2 separate regions of the Homo sapiens genome follow, and region 1 is linked to region 2. A link is an interaction called in ENCODE POLR2A ChIA-PET data of the cell type or tissue named here. Cell type or tissue: HepG2. All regions are shown on one strand. Each heading gives the region's core, and the rest is flanking DNA. Links, peaks and the distances in the headings are about the cores only. Region 1 holds the start of AS3MT (arsenite methyltransferase). Region 2 overlaps SUFU (SUFU negative regulator of hedgehog signaling).

What was found. Peaks named below come from ENCODE experiments on the same cell type or tissue, not always from the same donor. Only the 100,000 strongest peaks of a DNase experiment are listed, where the experiment ranks them.
Region 1: POLR2A ChIA-PET joins it to region 2 with 8 read pairs; 1 of 35 experiments calls an interaction of 5 or more read pairs at or near these places.

Annotation. Positions count from the first base shown.
Region 1 is chr10:102,863,160-102,878,748 of GRCh38, reverse strand. It overlaps BORCS7 (BLOC-1 related complex subunit 7), which reads right to left. Exons shown (of 5, transcript NM_001136200.2): 5 at 13,788-15,589. AS3MT (arsenite methyltransferase) reads right to left here and starts at 9,279. Exons shown (of 11, transcript NM_020682.4): 1 at 9,156-9,279; 2 at 8,904-8,944; 3 at 8,538-8,665; 4 at 6,151-6,301; 5 at 5,516-5,652; 6 at 4,088-4,157; 7 at 1,714-1,795; 8 at 239-370. The coding sequence starts at 9,156. BORCS7-ASMT (BORCS7-ASMT readthrough (NMD candidate)) reads right to left here. Exons shown (of 15, transcript NR_037644.1): 6 at 8,904-8,944; 7 at 8,538-8,665; 8 at 6,151-6,301; 9 at 5,516-5,652; 10 at 4,088-4,157; 11 at 1,714-1,795; 12 at 239-370. It also overlaps the pseudogene LOC124902567. In HepG2, for the core only: no CTCF peak of the experiment used is centred there; a DNase peak (open chromatin) is centred at 8,958; H3K4me3 peaks cover 1,709 bases.
Region 2 is chr10:102,616,828-102,626,275 of GRCh38, reverse strand. SUFU (SUFU negative regulator of hedgehog signaling) reads right to left here. Exons shown (of 12, transcript NM_016169.4): 10 at 8,848-8,986. Among named protein-coding and RNA genes, the nearest start is that of TRIM8-DT, 22 kb to the left of the region's middle. In HepG2, for the core only: no CTCF peak of the experiment used is centred there; a DNase peak (open chromatin) is centred at 4,455.

The DNA.
Region 1 (15,589 bases), core at 7,248-15,247, 250 kb before region 2:
CTTGCATGTCATCAGTTATCTTTCTGAGCACTTCACTCTATTTACTGAATGACTTCAAAGTGCTTTATTAAATATCAAAATTTTTGGGGGGTTACCATTGTACAGGAGGCAAGATAGCTATTTCCAGATAACAGAAAGTATCCCTCAATGAGACTCCTTCAGAAGTTACTTACTAATCACCACATTTCAATCATTCAAGCTGTAGTTATAATAGTCCCTGCTGTCTGTCATATCTTACCGATAACTCTTTCCAGTTCCTTGTTTTGAATTGTAATGAGATTGGCAGTGACCAAACGTGGAGGGCAGAACCCAATTTTTTGAGCAAGGACAGCAAGTTCCTTCCAGTATAAAGCACCACCCAGACACTCACCTAAAAAACAAACAACAACAAAAAACCACAGACCAGCCAACACTTAATACAGTATTAAGGGAACTATTCTTCTATATAATTAATTAGGACATGGTATTAGTTAAAACATAGATCCTAGCAGTAGAAGCTAACTTGAGCATCCCTCCAAGGTCTAGAAAGCCATGGTTAAGACTGGGTGTGCTAGCTGATGGTCTCTAGGAACCATTCTTCAGGACACTCACTGGTGGATTGGTTCTACTCAGCTGCAAGCATAATATTCATGTATGCAGTACGCCACATTCTGAAAAGCACTGTTATGTGAATAAAGTAGTATAAAAAATAAATCATAGGCCGAGCGCGGTGGCTCATGCCTGTAATCCCAGCACTTTGGGAGGCCGAGGTGGGCAGATCATGAGGTCAGGTGTTGGAGACCAGCCTGGCCAACACAGTGAAACCCCATCTCTACTAAAAATACAAAAATTAGCTGGGCATGGTGGCATGCACCTGTAATCCCAGCTACTTGGGAGGCTGAGGCAGGAGAATCACTTGAACCCGGGAAGTGGAGGTTGCAGTGAGCCAAGATTGCGCCACTGCACTCTAGCCTGGGTGACAGAGCGAGACTCCATCTCAAAAAAAAAAAAAAAAAAAAAAGAAGTTATCACTGGGTTATATGATTATAAGTAATTTTTTTAAGAGATAGGGTTTTACTATGACACCCAGGCTGTACCTGAACTCCTAGGCTCAAGCAATCCTCCTGACTCAGCCTCCCAAATATCTGGGGTTACAGGTGTGTGCCACTGTGTCCAGCTTAGTAATTTTTTCTTTTTTTTTTTTTTTTTTGGCACTTTCCAACTTGTTAACGGTACCTATTTATTATTACATAGTAAGAATAAAGTTAATATTATTTTAAGAATAAGAACTTTTGATTTCATAGACTGATGAAAAGCATGCATTTATCTCAACTTCCAGACTATTAAAATGATAATAAAGGAATAAAGAACACAATAATGATGAGAACATAAGGGGACTAAGAGGACACCAGCTTGGGAACAATTGTCCTCATTTCCACACTAGAGTTTTCAAAGTATTTTTCCCATTCTTTATCCCATTTAATCTTCATAACAGCCCTATAAGGCAGATTGTATTATTATTTACATTTTACAATTTGGAAAACGATAACTCAAAGAGATGAATTAAACTATCCAAAGCCCTATCACTTTTGAATGGCAGAGGAAGAATGGAACCTTGGCCTCATGGCCTAACCCCATGTGATCTCATATAGCCTCATCCTGGCTATTAGCAGAAAGGAGTTCTGCACATGTACAACCATCTGCCTTAATACTAAACTAAACAAAATCACCTACCCCATAAAACTTTGTGTGTCCTGATTTCTTCTGGCAGTTCAAGGCTCGTATAGACGTCACTGAAATATAACTCCCCACCATGCTGAAACAGAGGCATATTAGTCCAAACAAGATGATTAATGATTACATTGACCCCACATAACAAAGAAAGGAATAGGGGAACAAAATCAAATTTAAAAATCAATAGCAATGTTTAAGCTGACCCTTTGTGAACAAATAGCAGCTGCCTCTTTAGTTACAATCAATAGTCAAGTGCCAAGGTTTTTTTTCCTCCCAGTGGCTTATCCAACAGGTAATAAAATCACATTCTAAGAGTGTCTGTCTCCTAAATAAAGATTTTCAGGTTACTTACATTTAAATTTTTAGCCAATCTGAACCAAAAGCAGCCCCAGGTCATTGTAGAACAGAGGATATCATCAGTATTCATAATCTTTTATCTCTTAAGAATAGTATAACTTTGCCAGGTATGATGGCTCAGGCCTCTAATCCCAATGACTCAGGAGGCCGAAGTGGGAGGCTTGCTGGAGGAGAGCAGTTTGAGACTAGCCTTGGCAACACAGCAAGACCCTCTCTCCCATATAGAAATTTAAAAACTAGCTGGGCATGGTGGCATGTGCCTGGAGTCCTAGCTACTCAAGAGGATTGTTTGAGCCCAGGAGTTAGAGGGTACAGTGAGTGTCACTATCTGGACCCCTCTAACTCAGGAGTTAGAGGGGTACAGATAGTGACACTGCATTCCAGCCTGGGTGACAGCAAGACCCCATTTCTATTAAAAAATATAACTTTTTGTAATGTTGTTATTTACTTTTATAACAACACATTTTATCTTTAAAATATTATCCTTAAAATGTAAGGCAAATGAGTGATCAGGAACTTAACATTTTATTTAGCTAATTTCAAAAACCTGGAAACCTGGAGATCTAGATTCTATAATAGTGTTTCTACCTTTTATAAGTACATTTTTGGTGGAGATAGTGAACTGGCGTGTAAAATGACATACTAACAAAGACATCACTAAATCATTAAATCATTTCTATATAGATATTTGTATTTGAGTTCTATGACAGCTTTGTAAACCAAAAATCTCAAAAATCTGTTGTCAATTTAAAAAAAAATTTTGGCCAGGCACAGCGGCTCATGCCTGTAATCCCAGCACTTTGGGAGGCTGAGGCAGATCATGAGATCAGGAGTTCAAGATCAGCCTGACCAATATGGTGAAATCTTGTCTCTACTAAAAGTACAAAAATTAGCTGGGCATGGTGGCACACGCCTGTAGTCCCAGCTACTAGGGAGGCTGAGGCAAAAGAATTGTTTGAACCCAGGAGGCGGAGGTTGCAGTGAGATGAAATCCTGCCACTGCACTACAGCCTGGACAGCAGAGTGAGACTCCATCTCAAAAAAAAAAACATTTTTTTAGAGGCAGTGATCACACTATATTGCCCAAGCTGCACACAAACTCCAGAGCTCAAGCAATCCTCTTGCCTCAGCATCCAAGTAGCTGGGAGTACAGGCATGTACCACCCACCCAGCTAGAATCTTTTTTTTTTTTTTTTTTTTTTGAGATGGAGTCTCGCTCTGTCTCCCAGGCTGGAGTGCAGTGGCACGATCCTGGCTCACTGCAACCTCTGACTTCTGGGTTCAAGCTATTCTCCTACCTCAGCCTCCCGAGGAGCTGGGATTACAGGCACGCACCACCACACCCAGCTAATTTTTGTATTTTTAGTAGAGACAGAGTTTCTCCATGTTGGCCAAGCTGGTCTCAAACTCCTGACCTCAGGTGATCTGCCCGCCTCGGCCTCCCACAGCACTGGGATTACAGGTGTGAGCTACCGCACCTGGCTGAATATTTCATCTACTATCATGAAGATACACATCTCATGATACAATGAAGGCTGTGGAGCTCCTGCAAGCTTTCCTTTTAGCAAGTAGTTAATGTAAAAGTTCCATCTTCTGTAACTTCCCAAAGATCTGAAATCATGACAGATAAGAAATCAGAAGCCCTGAGAAACACTGTACATGCTAGAAGAGAGTATATTCAAAGCAATCATTAGTAGTCAGTGCAAAGATTCCTATAGCTCCACAGATGCTCTTCTAGGATCATGTACAGCAGCAAATAGGAGAGACAGTCAAGAAAGCAAATACCTTAACACATTCAGTGACAACTGTCACCTCGGATTTACTACCTTTTGCAACCTAAGAGGGAAAGTAATCCATATCCGGGGTATTCCTGCCCCTTCCCCCTTTTGCCACCCCTTATTCATTTAATGGATAAATTAAGAGAGTTTGAGCTCTTAGTTCAAGGGGGAACAAACAAGACTTAACCCATCAGCTCTTACTGATGTTCAAAGATAATTTATCTCACTCTCCTCCTCACCTTCAGCACCCGATATGCCTCCTGAAGCACTTGTTGTTTATCAGGCACAAGGTTAATAACACAGTTTGATCTAAAAGAGAACAGATGAAATGTCGAGCAAATCTTCACAACACTCAGAGATCTGCAAATCCTTTCAGACCCTAAAGGTGGTTCCCACCGTTCTGTCAAAGCTACCCCATTCTTACCGCCTCCCTCCTCTCTTTCTAATGCCTTCAACTAAGCTTTTCCCCAAGATCAGAGACAGAGTGCTTAAAATCTCAATAAATTGTTAGCAAGTTTGAATGTGCAGAAAATAACATCAGGCATGATTCTTACTTGTTTCTGTCCTGATGTTCACCATGTAACAAGATGAAACCTCAGACCAGATGCCTACTGCACAAGGCATTTCTTTCTTTTTTTTTTTTTCCCGAGAGGATGTTTCACTCCTGTTGCCCAGGCTGGAGTACAATGGCGCAATCTCGGCTCATTGCAACCTCCGCCTCCCGGGTTCAAGTGATTCTCCTGCCTCAGCCTCCTAAATAGCTGGGATTACAGGCATGTGCCACCACACCCAGCTAATTTTTGTATTTTTAGTAGAGACGGGGTTTCGCCATGTTGTTCAAGCTGGTCTGGAATTCCTGACCTCGTGATCCACCTGCCTCGGCCTCCCAAAATGCTGGGATTATAGGCGTGAGCCACCGCACCTGGCCGGCACAAGGCATTTCTTATGCTTCACGTAAACAGGCTATGTTCCTCAAAGGCAGCTGTCACTTGGGCATGATTTGACAATAACAACTTGAGGGAAAAAAGGAAATAGAATCCTATAATTTACCATGAAAATATTATGAAAGATACAGGTCAGCATGTATTGTAGGAGCAAACTTAGTGGTCCTGCTGGTCTTTTGGGTTCATTGGTTTGTGGTTAAGTTTCAAGTAAGTTCCCTCTTGGTCTGGTGTGTTCTGCTGCTGGTGAGCTCCAGCAGCTCAAACCAGCTCTCTCCCATTAGTAAGCCATGCTAAGTTTAGTTTAACACCCTAAATGAGAGTCAATTCAGCAAACAGTAATAGTGACATCTCTGTGTTCAAAAGGAAATGAGGGCTGAGCACAGTGCCTCACACCTGTAATCCCAGCACTTTGGGAGGTGGAAGCGGGTGGATCACCTGAGATCAGGAGTTTGAGACCAGCCTGGCCAACATGGTGAAACCCTGTCTCTACTAAAAGAAGATTTAAAAAATTAGCTGGATGTGGTAGCGTGTGCCTATAATCCCAGCTACTTGAGAGGCTGAGGCAAGAGAATCAGTTGAACCCGGGAGGCAGAGGTTATCGTGAGCTGACATTGGGCCACTGCACTCTGGCCTGGGTGACAGAGCGAGAGTCCATCTCAATAATAATAATAATAATAATAAAGAAAATGGGCTATAGTCATAACAGTAAGAATATAGACCTACACAACAATATCATGGCTCTCATTCTTGATTCCAGCCTCTCCCAACTTCTCAATGTAGCCATGAATAAAAGTCACATTAGATGCCTGGAAGCCATATTTTTCCATGTGATAGTCAAGATACTTTTCAGCCACTTCCACCTAAAGTAAGAAAAATATAGTTTTGATAACATTTTGAAAAAAATACACAACTTTTTCCTAAAAATTTCCTATCACTAACAGAATATACTTCCCCTAGATTATTTTGGATAAACATACAAGATTCCTGTGGACACGTAGGATATACTACAACCTGGGACATAAACTCCCTGCTGCCCGTGCAGTTTGGCTTGAATAAACTCCTCATTCAATAACAAAATCTTTCAGGATAGATGGCAGCAAGAAGGGAAAGATCAAAGTCCACTCTATCGTCACGATATTCATATCAGAGCAAACCTCCGACTCTTGTGTTCGCCCAGAAGAACCCCTAATTGTTCAAGTTATCAGTTTCCAAGACAGGAAGCACTAGTGGCACAAATGAGCATTGCTAACTAGAAGCTTTCTTAAATTATCCTTGAAGAGCCACGAAGAAAACAACTTTATTTTTCAAATAATGCTTTTGAGAATCTTTTTCTCCTTGTCTTCCAAATCATGCCTCACCTGGCCTTTGGTCATGTCTATTCCAGTCACGTGTCCTTTTTCACCAACCAGCTGGCTAAGTACATAGCAATCTCTGCCACTTCCACTACCCAGATCCAAAATCCAGCAGTTTTCTAGATGCTCAGGGATCACCAGACCACAGCCATAATATCTGGGAAATGGAAAACACATATTTTTTCCCTGGAGACTGTAAGACATGAAACCACTAAATCTTATACATACTTCCCTCCTCCCTCCCTCCCTCCGTTCCTTCCTTCCTTCCTTCTTTCTTGCATCATTCACTCATACTTCTGATGTTTAGTCTCCACTGAACTGGACACCCATGAAGGCTGGGACTGTATCTGCTTTACCACAGTATTGTTGGGCATGTGCTAGGCACTAAGACTTCATAAGCCATCTAAAATAATGTGTTCAGGCTGGGCGCGGTGGCTCACGCCTATAATCACAGCACTTTGGGAGGTCAAGGCAGGCGGATCGCTTGAGGCAAGGAGTTGGAGACCAGCCTGGCCAACATAGTGAAACCCTGTCTCTACTAAAAATACCAAAAAATCAGCTGGGCACGGTAGCAGGTACCTGTAATCCCAGCTCCTCGGGAGGCTGAGGCAGGAGAATGGCTTGAACCCAGGAGGCAGAGGTTGCAGTGAGCAGAGATGGCGCCACTGCACTCCAGCCTAAGGGACAGAGTGAGACTCCGTCTCAAAAATAAATAAATAAAATAAAATAATGTGTTGAATAAATACATTTAATCATTAGCTGAGCTTCTAATTCAGGCCCAGGACTGCGCTAGTTATTGAGGAAAAAATGTAAGGTTTCTGTCCCATAGGCGTTTTTTGTTTTGATTTGTTTTGTTTTGTTTTGTTTTGTTTTGTTTGAGACGGAGTCTCGCTCTGTCGCCCAGGCTGGAGTGCAGTGGCGCGATCTCAGCTCACCGCAAGCTCCGCCTCCCGGGTTGACACCATTCTCCTACCTCAGCCTCCCGAGTAGCTAGGACTACGAGCGCCTGCCACCACTCCTGGCTAATTTTTTTTTTTTTTTTTTTTTTTTTTTTTTTTGAGACGGAGTCTTGCCCTGTCACCCAGGCTGGAGTGCAGTGGCTCGAACTCAGCTCACTGCAAGCTCCGCCTCCCGGGTTCACGCCGTTCTCCTGCCTCAGCCTCCCCAGCAGCCGGAACTACAGGCGCGTGCCGCCACACCCGGATAATATTTTTGTATTTTTAGTAGAGACGGGGTTTCACCATGATAGCCAGGATGGTCTCGATCTCCTGGCCTCGTGATCCTCCCGCCTCGGCCTCCCAAAGTGCTGGGATTACAGACATAAGCCACCACCCCCGGCCTTTTTTTTGTTTTGTTTTGTTTTGACTGAGTTTTTCTCTGTTGCCCAGGCTGGAGTGCAGTGGCACAATCTCCGCTCACTGCGACCTCCGCCTTCCACGTTCAAGTGATTCTCCTCCCTCAGCCTCCCAAGTAGCTGGGACTACAGGCGTGCCCCACTACACCCAGCTAATTTTTGTATTTTCAGTAGAGACAGGGTTTCACTATGTTGACCAGGTCGGTCTTGAACTTCTGACCTCAAGTGATCTACCTGCCTTGGCCTCCCAAGTTCTGGGATGACGGACGTGAGCCACCGCTCCCCGCCGCGTAGGTGTATTTGAGAGGCGAGATAAAACATCGTGCACAGAAAACACTTCCCGTGATTTACGGACAGACCGAGTGACAGAGTGCTGTGGCAGTTTGGGGAAGAGGCCGCTCAAGGATTAGAGAAGGCTCCATGCAGTAGGTGGGACAGCAGCGTGGTGCTGGATGCGCAGGGTTGGGAAGGAAAAAGAAAAGGGAAGACCTTCCAAATTGGTGACTGCCGGCTGGGCAGGCAGTGCTGATGGAGTGAGGAAGGGAAGGGTCAAAAGGGCCAAGGTTGATTAGTGGGTGCTGAACTGCGCATATCTTGAATGGCAGATCCAGTGAGTGTGACTGTATTCTGTGAGCATGGGTAGGGACTACAGAGTGTTCACGCTGGAGGTTCTTTTTTTTAGGCAATTTTTTTAAAGTACGCATTTATTTTAGAGATGCATCTGGCTATGTTGACCAAGCTGGAGTGCAGTGGCTATTCACATCCCGGATCGCACACTACAGCCTGTAACTTCTGGGCTCACGCGATCCTCTGCCTCAGCCTCCCAAGCACTTGGGACTACAGGCTCACTGGCGCGCCCAGACTCATCGGAGGTTCTTAGAGCAGTAAGATGATGGGTGCTGAGATTTAGGATTTTTACAATAGACAAGGCAAGCTGATGGGTTGGTGGCTACGGGTTAATTCCCTAGTGACCTGCATCATTATCTTTTGGGAAAACTGCTGTTTGGGGTCTTCCTGGGGACAGCACAGGGCACTCTACCTTAGGGCTACTTCTTCGTGTACATTTTGCAAGGCTTCCCGGATGTGCTTGGGGACCGGCCTGGCTGTGGTGACACAGCCGTTGGTCTGGAGGTCTGCCGATCTCTTCAGCACCTGCCCGTAGTAGGTCTGACCCAGCGTCCCACAGTGGAGTGAGGGGTAGAGAGGGAGAAGAGCTGTGACTGCAGCGCGAGGGCTCCGTCACCACCTCCACCTCCACTTGGCCGACCTCAGTTCCCTGGAAAGGTCGAAGCCTAGACCCTGCCCTACCCCGACTCCAGGAGTCCCGGGGGACAGGGTGCGGGCCAGGCCAGACTTCCATTAGCCTAGGCTCCACTTGGGCCATTCCAGGCCCTACAGCTCTCACCTGCACGTCCTTCTGTATCTCAGCGTCACGAAGTGCAGCCACTGTCGGGAGCGGGAAAGTTAGTTGAAAGGAGAGGGTGCTGAGGGACGGGCATGAGGGAGGGGGCCAGTAAAGGGCAGGCAGCGGGCCGAGGGGTGAGGGGAGGACAAAGGTCTCGAGACACAGCTCGGGGGAGGCGCTCGCGTTCCCGCCTTGCGGGGGCCCAGGGAAGGGGCTGGGGGCTGGGGCGGGGCGCCCAGGGCGCGCACTCACTGTCTCCTCGGCCTGCGACTCAGGGCGCGCACTCACTGTCTCCTCGGCCTGCGACTCAGGGCGCGCACTCACTGTCTCCTCGGCCTGCGACTCAGGACGGCGGGCTCCCGCAGCCAGCTCCTGTGCCGAGGCCCCGCCCAGGCTGGCAGGCTTGCTCCGCCCGCCCATCCCGCTCTAGCCCCTCGCTCAGGCGCCCACCGCCTGACCCGCTGTTCCACTGTCATCCGCGCTGCTCTACAGGCTTTCCAACCAGGAGGTCGGTATCAGCATCCCCCTTGTTCGCTCCACTGCGATTTTCACGGATAAATCTCGTACTCTGATTTAAATGAACACTCACCTATATAATGATCTTCCCCCCTCCCCCTTTTTGGGAATAGAATCATCTTTTCTCGATCTGTTTTTTGAAGTCAAGTTTGTTGAGATATAATTCACATTCCGTGAAATCCATCTTTCTTCAGTGTGCAGTTCTGTGAACTCTGGCAAACGTATATACATCACCAAAACGGAGACCAAAATAGCTCTGGCCCACAAGTTTCTTCGTGCCTCTTTGTAGTAAATTCCCTCTTCCCACCCCTAGCTCCTGGGCAACCACAGATGTTTTCCCTCCCTATAGTTCTGCCTTTTCTAGAATGTCACATAGAGGGAACCATTAACAGTATGTAGCTGTTCCCAGTCTATTTTGGGTTGTATTTAGGAAAGCAACTTTGCTAAATTTATTTTCACCTATAGTAATTTTTGGTCAAGTCACATGTATTTTCCAGGTATTGTCACTTCATCTTGCAGAAAGTTTTTTTTTTAATTTTTAAATTTTTTTGAGACGGTCTCTGTTACCCAGGCCCAACCTCCTGGCTCAAGCGATCCTCCCGCCTCAGCCTCCCAAGTACCTTGGATTACAGGCGTGCACCACCACACCTGGTTAATTTTTGTATTTTTTTATAGAGACGGGATTTCACCATGTTGTCCAGGCTGGTCTCCAACTCCTGGGTTCAAGCAATCCGCCCGCCTCAGCCTCCCAAAGTGTTTGGATTACAGGCATGAGCCACAGTGCCAGGCCCAAAAGTATTTTTTGTTTTTTTAAATATGGAACACTTCACGAATTTGTATGTCATCTTGCGCAGGGGCCATGCAAATCTTCTCTATCATTCCAACTATATGTGCTGCCGAAGCGAGCACCCAAAAGTATTTTTAAATTATTTATTTTTACTTCCACAATTATATGTGTATATCTTGTTTCCCTTTGTGGTTGTAACAAGCATTTCTCTTTTTATAATTTAAATTAAAAAAAAATTTTTAGAGACAGGGTCTCAACTCTGTGGCCCAAGCTTAGCGTCACTGCGCAATCATCTCTGGATCCTTCAACTCTGGCCTCAAGCCATCCTCCCTCCTCAGCCTCCCCAGTAGCTGGGACTACAGGTGCAAGCCACCATGCCCAGCTTGTAACGATCATTTCTATTCATTAGGACAGTAAGGAAACAGGGAGATCCAAGTGAAAGGATATCTAAATGGATGAAGTAGACTCTTTCATTCATTTTTCAATCTCAGTTGCCAATAATACAAAAATCTGGTTGATATCCAGCTAGTAAATTTTCATCTTCTCTGATGTCAATTAGTTGTTACAAATTAATAGAAAGGTGGTGTCTTTTATATTTTTAACAAATTAACCCCATGGAAATAATCCTTGTTGGAATATTTCTACAGCTTGGAATATTTCCAACTAGTATATGTATAAAACTTAGTGTTTTTATAAGTATCACTTAGTTTTTGGGCAATCATAGAATGGTGAAAACACTCCTAAATATTAGTTTTCAAAATATTATCTTCATAAAATGAGCTCCTTTAGAAAAGCAGTTACCTTCTCATAGTTAAAATGATATCTTTATCTTAAAAGGGCAGATTAGTGAGAGGTCAAGGAAAGGGCTGTATCATTTTTCTCTTGTGCTTGTTTTGTTATCTTTAATTTATGGTTTACTTACAAGAATCATTTGACAATCCTTTTTTTTTTTTTTTTTTTTTGAGACAGAGTTTCGCTCTTGTTGCCCAAGCTGGAGCGCAATGGCGCAATCTCGGCTCACTGCAACCTCTGCCTCCCCGGTTCAAGCGATTCTCCTGCCTCAGCCTCCCAAGTAGCTGGAATTACAGGCATGCACTACCATGCCTGGCTAATTTGTATTTTTAGTAGAGACAGGGTTTCACCATGTTGGCCAGGCTGTCTCGAACTCCTGATCTCAAGTGATCCGCCTGCCTCTGCCTCCTAAAAGTGCTGGGATTCCAGGTGTGAGCCACCACACCTGGCCAACAATCCTTAAATCTACCTATTCACACACAGATAAACTGCAATAAAACAAACCACTGTCAACTTAAATTGAGTTACTCTCACTTTTCCTCCATGGTGTCTGGTGTGGGGGCTAATTTTGGACCAGACTGTGACCATCAATCATTCTGATTGGTCAGTGCCTCACCACAGGTTTTGTGGGGTTTTTTGTTTTTTTGTTTTACTATCACCCCTGCTAAATGACAGGAATGCTATATATCTGTATACTGCGTAGAAGAAATTAAGACTCTCACATCAAGTCATATTTTAAATATTGGCAAAAGCTTTTTTATTTTTTTGAGACAGAGTCTCGCTCTGTCACCCAGGCTGGAGTGCAGTGGCAGGATCTCAGCTCACTGCAAGCTCCGCCTCCCGGGTTCATGCCATTCTACTGCCTCACCTCCCGAATAGCTGGGACTACAGGCGCCCGCCACCACGCCCAGCTAATTTTTTGTATTTTTAGTAGAGACGGGGTTTCACTGTGTTAGCCAGGACGGTCTCAATCTCCAGACCTCGTGATCTGCCCGCCTCGGCCTCCCAAAGTGCTGGGATTACAGGCGTGAGCCACCACGCCCAGCCTCACAAAAGCTAATTTTTTTAAGATAAAAAACTAACATACATAGAAATTTTCTCCCCTACCCTTTAACAGAGGCCTGTGCACACCGTCACACATTCTATCTTGGAAGCTACTGGAGTGACAATTCCAGGATTATCCAGAAAGGCAGATTTTGGTTAATTACACAGAACCATCTTTCAAGAAGTGGAGATTTCCAAAAGGATCAGCACTCCTAAGTAAAGGATTCCCCAAATATCGGAAGCAGAAGCAGATGAATGACTGGATGATGGCTCACCTGAGATGCAGAAGCAGGGGCAAATGGATTGGATTCAGCTACTTCAAGATCCTTTCCTTTTCTAAGAGCTCTTTAGTATTATGTTGAAGACTAGTAATGAAGGTGGCACCCTTGTTTCTATGCATAAGGAAACTAACAGGTAATAGAGCCAGACTAGTAGTCAAAAGACCTACCATCAAGCTCAGTGACCTTGGGTAAGTCATTTCATCTTCCTGGCTGTGTTTTTTTCATCTGTAAAACATGGGGCCAGAATTTAATAACTTTTAAGGCCCCATACAGCTCTAATATTCTGGGGTTTTATACGACTCTTCTTCATCAAATATTATGTTGGGTTTTAAAACATACCCTTTTAAAAAATTCTTTTAGTTTTTTTGAAATAGAAAGTGTATTTTAAATGCCTTTTTGGTATATATTATAGTGACAAAAGATTTTATTATTTCTTATTAATGTAATGTGTTTTGTAACTATTACATCAACTTTGAAATTCTGGAGTTACATGAACAATTATTCAAAATATTTCTCTATTCAGTTTTCTAAGATTTTATTCGGATTTTTGCATCTATACTCATAAAAAAATCACCTACATTATCTTACATCCTCTTGCATCATCTTTCTTACATAATTTTATTTTTAAAATGAAAATCCTGTTTACTTCATTAAATGAATTAGTGTCTTATGATCATTTTCTATATTTTGGGAGTATAGGGGTTTTTTGTTTTGTTTTGTTTTGTTTTTTGAGATGGAGTCTTGCTCTGCCACCCAGGCTGGAGTGCAGTGGCTCGATCTCGGCTCACTGCAACCTCTGCCTCCTGGGTTCAAGCAATTCTCCTGTCTCAGCCTCCTGAGTAGCTGGGATTACAGGCATGTGCCACCATGCCTGGTTAATTTTTGTATTTTTTAAGTAGAGACGGGGTTTCACCATGTTGGCCAGGCTGGTCTCGAACTCCTGACTCTGTGATCCGCCTGCCTCGGCCTCCCAAAGTGGTGGGATTACAGGCGTGAGCCACCACACCCGGCCAGGAGTATATGTTCTTTGACAGTTTGGAAAAGTCTCATGAAAGCTTTCACAAGCAAATGCCATTTTAATTGGTTATTCTTAGTTTGTGGGTTATTTCTCATAACCAATCTGGAATATTCTCTGTTAAAAGTGTCAGTTTCATAATTTTTTATCTTTATAAGGAGCTGGGCATATATTAATCACATTTTTTGCAGCAAACTGATAACTCTTTTCAAATCTCATTGATTTTATGTATTGCCTATTCAATTACGAATTTACTAATTTGTACTTTTCTGGCTGAGCTGACACTTTACCCATTTAATCTACAAGAACTACTTAATACTTTTTATTTTTTCTAATTTGTTATTTTTTTCTAATTTGTTTAGTTTTATTATTTCCATTTCCATTCTTTCTAAATTCTAACTATATACCCCTTAAAAAAAACAAAAATATTTCCACTCTATCCCTAATACAGGGATTTAAAGCATGCTTATTTTCTTATAGTACTGCTTTGGTATTATCACACAAATTTTCTTTTATGGCATTTGAACATTTGTTATTTTAAAAATATTATCTTCCGGCACAACCTCTACAACTTAGACGTTATTTAGTGAAGTATTTTTTCCATGTTTTTGATCACCATTTAATTCTATGTATGTTGTTTATTTCCATAAAAAAACAAACCATCAAATAATGTATACATTTCCACCTGTTCTAACATTTCTGGCTACTTTTGTTTCATGTATTTTGTTACGATGTTCTCTAGTGACTAAATTCAGTACAAATACGTTTTCATTATTTAATATAAATTTTATCTTATATTTACTATTAAAATTTTGATTGTGAAAGGTATTATTTTATCACATACATTGTAAGCAATCACTGCTTCTTTAACATTTGTTCCAGCATGAAGAAAACTTAGACCATCCCTTCATTTTAATTTTTTTCTAACTTAAGTATTTCTTTGCTTCTTGTAATGACTGCACTTAGCTTTGTTTTCTAAATTAGTGGTCTTTTCAAAGGTACATTGAGTCCATCTGTATTTAATAATACTGCAATTATTAATACATGTTTATAGAATTAGTACATAAATTAATGCCTTTTCAGATCCTTCACATCCAGCTTTTTTACCTTAAGTTAATATCCATATGTATGAGAAATAAACGTAATCTGATAATGCTTAGTTAACTTGATGATTGGACAATAACAATATGAACTATATTGGATTCACTGTTACTTCCTCTTTATTCCTGCAGTGAAAACAATATTTTCTTATGTCAGATTTCTCTCAATCTCTTAGTCAATGAAGACCTGAACTACAACAATATAGAGTCCCATTTTAAATTCAAACAAAGATATTTAGGTTTGACAACAGACTCATGGTAATGTCATTTAAAAAGATGGATCCAATGAACACAGACAAACATCAAAGTTTTCACCATGGCACAAACCTCTGCCACAATCACTCATAATAATTCAACTGCCTTCATATTTGGCAGTAACGTCATGCAAGTGAATTTGCTGATGATTAGCAAAATTACAAAATGAAAGTCAAGGTCACTTAATCAAGAATTACAGCAACAAAGAAATTCTAGGAATGCAGGTCAAGGCAAGAGGCTGCAGCTGGCCTGATAATGATACCACTTGCCTAATGTTCATTTAGGAATTTGCTATCACAAATAAAACACGTATCTCCTCTGAGTTACTAGAACAGAAAAGGAAACAATCAGGTATTACTTATCACCATTATATGACCATGAAATTAAAATATTTCCTTAATAATGATTAAGAGAAAAAAATCATTCTCATGTGTTCATAATAGAAGCTCTATTTCTGAATTTAAAACACTACTCAGTATTTGCTTAAGTACTGAAATTTAGACAATATAGCTTTTGACATATTAAAAGTTCTATAGGAAAAACTAAGACCTCTTAATTTTGCTTTAATATCAAACTAAACAGAGCAGATGAAAAAATTCAATAAGAGCATGGGTTAATCCGATTCAAGAAGTGCTTCCAAAATTCAACCACCTCGCTTCTTCTTAGGAGAAACTGTACATCAACACAGAACTTTTCTTTTTTTTTTCTTTTTTTTTTTTTGGAGATGGAATCTCACTCTGTCGCCCAGGCTGGAGTGCAGTGGCGCGATCTTGGCTCACTGCAACCTCCACCTCCTGGGTTCAAGCGATTCTCTTGCCTCAGCTTCCCGAGTAGCTGGGATTACAGGCGCCCGCCACCACGCCCAGCTAATTCTTTGTATTTTTAGTAGAGACGGG
Region 2 (9,448 bases), core at 1,449-9,448:
CCCCTCTCGTCAGGCTGCTAGGCAGAGCCAGGCCAAGCTGATCCCAGGTCTGCACCCCACCACGCCCTGGGTGAGGGTGTCTTTCCTCTTCCAACTGTGACCCCTTCCTTCACCCCTCCCCCTCCCTGTCCTTGTCCCCAGGGCCTCCCAGCCTCCCTCCACTGCAGACCCTTCTGTACCCCCAGGCCACAGCTCTACCTGTCTTCTCCCGTACACCTTGAGCACCCAGGTAGGGCACAAAGGAAGAAAGATAATGGGGTGAAGATCCAGGTGAGGGGCTCCTCTGAGGGGAAACCCTCCCTGTGAGGAGGAGAATTGAGAACTTGAAAAAATACCCACCAGGTTTCCCCTGGGAATTGTCAGCTGCCAAGAACAAAAGTTTCCACGCTGTGAGATAACAAGGAAGGAGTGCACACAGGAAGGTGAGCACACAGGACGGCTCGGGAGCTCACAGGACGGAGGTCTCTAAAGCAAGAAGTGGACGGGGTGGAGGAGGGAGTGAGAAATAAGAACACTACCCCCAAGTGAGCAGAAAAGCCGCCATCATACCGGGCATGCTAACTGCTCATCTCCATGTCTCCTTACAGTGGAGGAAACAGGCACAGGCAGGTTATGTAATTTGCTCAGTGTCACACGGCTTGTGAGTGGTTAAGACCATATCCTGATCATGTCTGGACTCTCAATTTAGTGCCTGGAGTACTGCTCCCGAATGCTGAACTCTCACCCCCAGGACACTAACTCATCCATTCATCCTTCCAGGGACACAGGCATGAAGGCAGCTCATTTCCCACCAGGACAAGCACCCTCTTTTGGCTGGCAAGGAGACAAGAGACCCAGCCTTCCCAGGCTCCAAGCCCATAGCAGGAACAAAATAACTCTGACCACTGGTCCACGTCTCCTCACCAAACTCTCTGTTCTAGGAGCTAGGGCCCCGACCAAGGACAGAGACAAGGCTTAGAGACAGAGCAGGAGAGGCAAAGTTGGCAAAGTTCGGGGAGGTGCACCCCTACAGTTCTTCCTAATTCCCCAAAGTGGGACTGGCCGACTCTGCCCACAGACTCCAGCCATACACGTACTCCCTCTCACAGCCTAAGCCCTTGCTCCTCCTACTCTCTTATCCCAGGGGTGTCCTCCCCAAAAGTTCAGTTTCCCCACCAGTTATCACCAGTCTGCTCAAGCAATACAAAAGTTACATTCATATTTTTGGCATTTCCGGGGCTCGTTGCCATCTCTGCAAATGCTAGCACAAACACAAGCATACCTAAAACCCAATTATATTACAATGGCTCCAGTCTGGGCCGGGCTGGGCTAATTTCTAACTCACAAATAACTTGGAGGGAGGGGCTTTCTGCCAGATCAGTAAATAGATGTGGGACTATAACAAGTGCTGGGGGTGAGATGGGGTGGAGGGAGGACAGGAAGAGGGGCAAGGGTTCACAGAGGCTGTGGCCACCCAGTGAGACGCCAGAGTTATTCTTCAAGGAAACGTAATGCCACCAACACTGAGTTCAATTCTAAGCTGGTTCCCCTGACAAAGGTCTGGAACTGGTGCTAAGGAGAGGGTGAGTTATGGTGGCTTTTAGTAGAGCAACGACCATGCGCGGCACCATCTGTGTGTGGACTTATTTTGGACTCGGTTGGGGGAGGGGATGGCCAGATCAAAAATGAGGACAAACCCTAGCTGCTCCTCCATTTTTGCTTTTGGTGATTTGCTGGTTCCCGCTGGAAACTTCACGTTATTTTAAAAGAATTAAAGGGGAAAAATTATACATGAGATCTACATGATATTAAAGGTGACATTCTCTGCAAAGAAACACGACAGACTGTCATAGCTCCAGGCACCTAATTTAATTTCCTTTGGGAGTTAAACCTTAGAAGGTTGGATTGAACAAACAGGCCCTGTTCTTTGTATATTTCAGACCTGGAGCTGAGAATGTTAACAGATCTTATCAACAGGACACTGGAGATAGACAGCTAAGATGGGGCAGCTCCTGGGAGCTCTCCCGAGTAACAGACTTGCCCTTGTGATGCAACTGTGGGAAAAGCCTGTGCAGTTCTGGGGCTTGGCACTCCTGAGGCTCACTGGGTCCCTACAGAGCTGCTTGGCTCTGTCACGAATAATAATGGGAATGGTGATGATAAAAATGACAGTAAAAATGGCCAATAGCAGAAGCAGTACCTCCACCATGTGCTAGGCGCTGTGCTAAGAGCTTGATCAGTGTCATTTCATTGAATCCTTATGGCAGTTCTGCTAGGGAGGTGACTATCATCCCCACTTTGCCCAAGGGTAGGTACCCAGAGGAGACAAGGCTCTGGACTTTTCTTTTTATTTTTTAGATGGAATCTCTTGCCCTATCGCCCAGGCTGGAGTGCAGTGGTACAATCTTGGCTCATTGCAACCTCCGCCTCCTGGGTTCAAGCGATTCTCCTGCCTCAGCCTCCCGAGTAGCTGGGATTACAGGTGACCATCACCATGTCCGGCTAATTTTTGTATTTTTAGTAGAGATGGGGTTTTGCCATGTTGGCCAGGCTGGTCTTGAACTCCTGACCTCAAATGATCCATCCGCCTTGGCCTCCCAAAGTGCTGGGATCACAGGCAAGAGCCACCACGCCTGGCTCAAGGCTCTGGACTTTAGAGGAACGGCTATCTGATCTCATGGTGATAGAGGATGCTCTTTTCCTGTCTGGGGAAGACACCCCAACTGTAGAAGCCTATATAGATGGGGATAACTTCTCTGTCTTCTGATGAGGGAGGTGAAGGTAGCTTTGGTTTTTACCAATGACCTGGAAAATCAGCAGTCCCAACCTCCACCAGCCACACATTTCCTGGCCACCTGCTCAACTTAAGAGGGCTAGAAGCCTGAGAGTCACAGACACTGCTAAAAAACCAGACTGGCCAATGAAAAGGAAGGCAAACCAATGCCCAGAGATGGTTCCCAAGTGGGGACGGTGGGGCAAATTCCCAGGCCAGCCTAGTGAATACATATATCTTGACAGTTCTCTAGCCCAGAAAGTAGCAGTAGAAATAATATTGATAACAGCACTCACTGATATTTGCACTTACCAAGAGCCAGGCAGAAAACACTTATGTTTGTACACAAACAGCCCTCAGAGGGAGGAGACCCTCTAGTAAGAGAGGAAGACCCTCAACCAATCTGAGCAGCACACTCCCCTGGGAAGCTTCTGAAAATATGGCGATGCTAGGCCCCATTCACACTTCCTGAATCAGAATACTCTGGGGTAAGGCCAAGGCCCATGCTTTTTTTTTTTTTTTTTTTTTTTTTGAGACGGAGTTTTGCTCTTGTTTTCCAGGCTGGAGTGCAATGGCACGATCTCAACTCACCGCAACCTCTGCCTCCTGGGTTCAAGTGATTCTCCTGCCTCAGTCTCTCAAGTAGCTGGGATTACAGGCATGTGCCACCATGCCCAGCTAATTTTTTTTTTTTTTTTTTCTTCTGAGACGGAGTCTCACTCTGTCACCCAGGCTGGAGTGCAGTAGCATGATCTTGGCTCACTGCAAGCTCCGCCTCCTGGGTTCATGCCATTCTCCTGCCTCAGCCTCCCAAAGTGTTGGGATTACAGGCGTGAGCCACTGGGCCCGGCCAGGGGCTGGAGTTTTGTCTGCTGTTTAACAGCAGACAAACAAGCTGGGACTACAGGCGCCCGCCGCCATGCCCGGCTAATTTTTTGTATTTTTAGTAGAGACGGGGTTTTACTGTGTTAGCCAGGATGGTCTCGATCTCCTGACCTCATGATCCGCCCGCCTCGGCCTCCCAAAGTGCTAGGATTACAGGTGTGAGCCACCGTGCCTGGCAATTTTGTATTTTTAGTAGAGATGGGGTTTCTCCACATTGGTCAGGCTGGTCTCGAACTCCCGACCTCAGATGATCCACCCACCTCAGCCTCCCAAAGTGCTGGGACTGATTACAGGCGTGAGCCACCGCACCTGGCCAGCACTTGTATTCTTAAGTGGTGCCCCAGGAGATCATGGTGAGGGGCTGCTGGGGAAATACTCAGGCCCACAGGGAAAGGGGGTTTGGGCACAGGCTTAACCAACAGGGGTGAGTTGGTGGCTGTAGCTTCACCACCATCAAACGGGCTGAGCTGCGAGGGGGGCAATGGATCTTGGTTACCCCCAGTTCCCACCTTTGGCCAGGGAGGGGGGCTTGGAATCTAGGCCAGCAGCTACTCCAGTGGGCTCACACCAGCTGCCTTAACCAGCTTGGCTGGGTGGTGGTGAGGGAGGACTGTCAACAACCTCCCAATTCCCCAGGCCCCAGCAAGTTCCAGAAAGGAACCCGAAAAGTGATCTTGTGTCAGTGCCTGCCCTGGGCAAGCCAGGCTGCACTGCAGGCAGGGGCCCAGCTGCTGCAGATCTGACGCCGATTCAGATGTCTGTGGTCAATGATATTTCTGAGTCTGCAAAGAGTGGCTGACAATGCCCACTCCTTCCCTTTGGTATGACAATCCACACTTTGTCCAGGGCATTGTTTGTTCTTCATGTTGACACGTTGTACTTGCTTCCCAACAAATTTGGCTTTCTTTTCCCTCCCTTTCCTCCTCTCAGGGAAGGAAATGTGTTGTTTACAGTGGAAGAGCCTGCCAAGGAGCTGCTCTGGCACCCACGATGGCAGTGGAGGAGGCAGGGACGGGGAAGCAGTCCTGTCTGCATCCCTTCCCTCCCACCCCCACTCCACAGGCCAGACAAAAGCCAGAAAACAGCCTGGAGAACACCCCCAACCCAGGTCAGGGACAGAGGCGTGTGGTGCGGCAGGTAGCGGGCTGCAGTTGGGGCACAGGTCTCGCTCATTTCCTGTTCTTAGTGGGCGGTGAAAAGTTGGCTCTGGTGGCCAGAAGCGGGCTCAGACTCCTGCTCTGGCTGTGGGCTGCCAGGGACACAGGGCGGCATCACAGTCCTTTCCTACAAGGGAGGGTACTTCCCCAGGCGCATTGCTGGGCTCTAAACCTTAATGGGTGTCCCCCTGGACAACAAGGTCTCGGGGCAGTCCAAGCAAAGGTCTCCAGGGAGAATAAGTATGCCTGGGTTCACCCGTGGAAGGAGGAACAGTAGAGGCACCAAAGAGGAGGTGCCCAGGGCATGGGCTGGGGATTCCCAAGTCATCTTCTACACAATATCCAAATGGGTAGCAGAAGGCAGGGCTTGCCCAGAGGAGAGCTCGGCAGCACCTTCCCAAGCCTGGCCTGGAGCAGCAGAGCCCACTTGGAACAGCTGCTGGGCGTCTTCTCCCACGCCTGGGGCTTCCCATCAGGACTGGCAGAGAATGGCTGGGACTAGGGGCGCAACCTGGGTGAGCTGTCAGACACCACACAGCTGAGAAAGCATTGCGGGGCCTAAAACAATATTCTCATATTTGGTGATGTGACCCCTATGTGACCGCTGGGGCTGAGACTTATCCCCCTTCAGATCAACCCTGGCTGGGGACGGATGAACAACTCAGCTCTGGGCCGGGCTCCCGCTCAGAAGACTAACAGCCCAGTGTTGACAGGCTCAAGGGAGAGAGGCTTGTTAAAGCCACCAGGATGAGGAATGCTGGGGGAAGGAGGTGCAGGAGCAGACCTTGGCAGGCCCCCTCCCAGGGTCTGAAGAGCCTCCTGCACAGCCCCGGAATTGGCTGATAAGCTTTACAGTCTCAGCAAGGATGAAAACAGCAAATGGCAGGGCAGACGGAGTCAAGGTGCTGTTCTCCAGAAAGTGAAAGCCTGTGGAACTGGAGCTGGCTTCCTGCACCCCCAGATCCTCCATAAAGCAGGGAGTGTCCACTGTGCTCCACCTGGTGCTGCAGACAAGCCCTGCTTTGCCACATGCTGGGGCCCTGACTCTCCTGGGTCTGGACTGATGGGGGAAGGCTGTGGAGCAGGTGGGTGTGGAGGCCTGTCTGGGGCCATTCCACAGGCTCCGGAAAGGGGCTCGGGTTCCTAAACCTTCTGCCTTTTCCTCTCGGCCTCTCCTTGTCACTCTTCCCCCTGCAGGATGTCTCTGCCACGCTTTCTCCCAAGAGATAACAGGCCTGGGCTGGGCTGGTGGCCAGAACAAGGTGCCAAGGCTGGGAGTGAGGGCTTCCAAGGCTGCTGTAACAAAGTCATCCCAGCCCCTCCATTTCAGCTGGGACCAATGGGAGAGTTCCGGCAGCAGTTAAGAGAACATAAGACTGGGTCTCGTCATGTCCTGGGTCTATTGGATTTCACTCCTTCCTACTCCTCTGCCTCCAATAGGCCTGGGCACACAAGGCCCAAGAAGACACCTCGGAACCCTGGGGGTGCGAGCAAGAGATGCCTGCAGGGAGCAAGGGTGGGCCTCTTTGTGCTGGGGTCCCCTCCTGAGGGACCTATGGCTCTCCTTGGCCCAGTGGAGTGGCCCTCACTGGCGACTGCAAGTCTAACCCCAGGCCTCTAGGAGGTCCTGCAGACTCCCAGGGAGACAGCCAGCCCCAGAGGGAGATCTAGAGGCCCACAAGTAATTACAAGCCCAGGTTCCCACAAGCAAGGGAGCTGCCTGTGACCACAGTGGCAGGACCCTAACAGGGGCGGCTGGCTGGCAGTCAGAGGGAGAAAGTGCTGACTGCCTGGCAGGGGGAGGAGGGCTGGTGTGGGTGTTGGCTCCACTGCTGAGAATCCGGCTGGGGGCAGGGTCAGAGGGTTTCCCAGGGCTCCTTGGAAAGGGCCTGAGAAACCCCTCGGTGATCAAGGGTGGGTGCTTGGGGTGTGGGGCCTCCGCCAGCCTTCCCAGGAGCTCTCCTGTGAGCCGGCCCCGTGGTGGACCACACTAATGAGCCCATAACACAGGCCTTTGATTGAGTAGCTCCCAGCACAGCAACTTTATTGAAACATGCCGAGGCCAGCAGCTCGTTCCCACCGCGCCCCGGTTCCCTGGGCAACAGCCCATGGGAGGGGACCATGTGCTGGGGAGCCAGCGGGTGCTGGGCCTCAGGCTCGCTGAGGGGCTGCCAGGGAGGTGAGGGGGTTGTGGCACTGGGAGTGGGAACCCCGGCAGCTAGGGGGTCAGGGGCTTGGGGAATTGGGGTTGGGTCCGAAGGGCATTCAGGGGACTGAGGGGCAATGTGACATCTGCGAAGTCCTGTGGGGGCCAAGGTTCTTGAGCTGCTGAAAATTGGAGATGCTGACTACCCTCTCCTCAGGGCAGAAAGACGTTCCAGGACGGGAGGGCAGAGCTCCGAGGATAGGTTCAGAGCTGAGGATGTCAAACATAACTGGGTAGATTCTGCAGTTTGGGGAGGCCCCAGTCCCGACTGTCCCAGGAAAACGTGCTTGAACATTACACACACACACACACACACACACACACACACACACACACACACACACGCTACCTGAGGACACTTGGGAATGATGACCTGTGAACTCTCAGGGGCTTGTCCTTACCTCCAGCCTCCTCAGCAGCTCCGCCCAGGAGACAGGCCTGCTCCCTCCCTGTTCTCCACAGGGGCAGACGCAGCAGCCCGGGACATGGCTGGGGGTAGGGAATGGAGGGAGGCCCTTTCCACTTGTGCTGGGCTAATTTCAAATATTACACTTCAGAGCTTTTGTTACAGTAACTACCAACACCACATGGACAGAAATCTAATGTTACCAAGTGGGACTTTTAAAATGTATTTATAACTTTATGGTTCAAAGTAATTTTGTTATGAAACGATATAATAACAACAGTGGAAAAAGGCAAGATAATTTATGGAACACAATATCCCTAAAGCACTAGCTTCCATTTCTATCTCGGCTTAGTCTGGGGAGTGTGGTTGGTGTCCTTTGTTTGCTGTTTGTTTTAATTAAGGGTTGTATTTTGGTGGTGGCGGGAGAAGAGGGGCCTGGCCTGAAGGAGGAGAAATTCTGTAGACATGCAGGGACAAAAAGTGTGTCTGTATTGACTACATATGCTTCACAGACTCCCCAGACTGGGTGAAACTCACAAACCTAGCATCATTCTCTTCCCCTCTACTGTAATGCTGCATGCCTCTCCAATACATTCACAAACCAGGTATGGCCACCTTTAGGTTTAGGGTCAGGTTCCCTTTCTTGATACTTGCGAGCGAGGTGAGGTTAAGGGTTCAATCCTCTCCCCACCCGCAACAAACAAATGCCAAAAAAGGATGCTGTCCCTCCAAGACACTCGGGAGTGTGGTGGAGTAGGTTGAGCACCTGTTAGAGACCCGGGACGGGGTGGGGACTGGAAGGAGGCCTATGGCTCTGAGGCCCTGGTACCCTGCTTGGCAACAGCTCTGAAGCTCGCTCCAGCCAGAAGAGCAAAGGAAGGACAAAGTGCTCCGGATAAGCCAGCAGGTCTCTGGTCACACAAACTCAGGAGGAACGGGAGGGCTGTCAGATGGGGGTAGGCTAAGAAGGGGAGGCTCTTCCCACTGAGGCCTGCCCAGCCCTGGTCCAGGCACACATGCCACTGTCTGAATTCTGGTGGGATTTCCATGTAGCCATTGGAGAGTGGCCTCCACACATCCTCCCATCTTGCTTCATCCTTGAGTTCTTGTACCTTGGTTTACCCAAGGTGCAGAAAGTCTTATATCCCTCCAACCTGGATTTCCACGGGGAACCAGAATTACCAAGAGCCAGGGCCTGGAGAGTTAACACTTGTGTCTCAGGTGACAGGGGGAGAAGGTCAGGAAGTGCTCCTAAGCTGCTGGAGTGGGTAGCAGCATCCACACTCCATACCTACACACAGGCCCCAGGCCCTGAATCCATGAGGCATTCATGACCAGCCCCCCAGGAAGGGGTGCCATCAAGAGCTGCCAAGGGAGAAGAGGAGGGGTGGGCAAGGAAGTCTATGAAAGGAAGGAGGGAGAAGAAAAAGGGCCTTCTCACTTGTAACCAGGGTCCATGAGCCGCGTAAGGATGCTCCTCAGTGGCAAAGGCGCCTTCCACTCCCGTGGAGACAAACGTGATGGCCATGTCACCTGTGATACTTTTATATGTAAAGTGCCGTCCATGCAGGAGCCTGCCCCTGGAGATGGGAACATGGAGACAGTGAGGAGCTGGGCTTGGAAACAGTTCCAAGCACAGCAGGCCTGGCCAAGGCTCTGGGACAGTGGGGACTATGGTCCGCGGGCCAGGTAACATGCCCTCCTGGCTGCCCACCTGCCCATCAACAGGGGACTGTATCCAAACACGCTCATTTCAACACCTTCAAAGAGAAGCTCCTCTCACAAGTTCTCTAACATCATCCTTCCAAAGTGCTCAAAGCTAGCAGAAAACACTGAGTTCAAAAGCCCTGCAGAGATCCTGGAGCTCACCTCCCTTAGGAAAATTGAGGGCAGAGAGGGAAGGTAGCAATGTGCTGAAGGTCATGCCCAGAGGTAAGAGGGGGGTCACATCCCCCCTTAGGGGACGGAGGTGAAGTAGCGTCTAGACAAGTTTCCCTGGGACGATGGGATAGTGCCTCCGCAGTGGGACCCTTCAGTGTCCA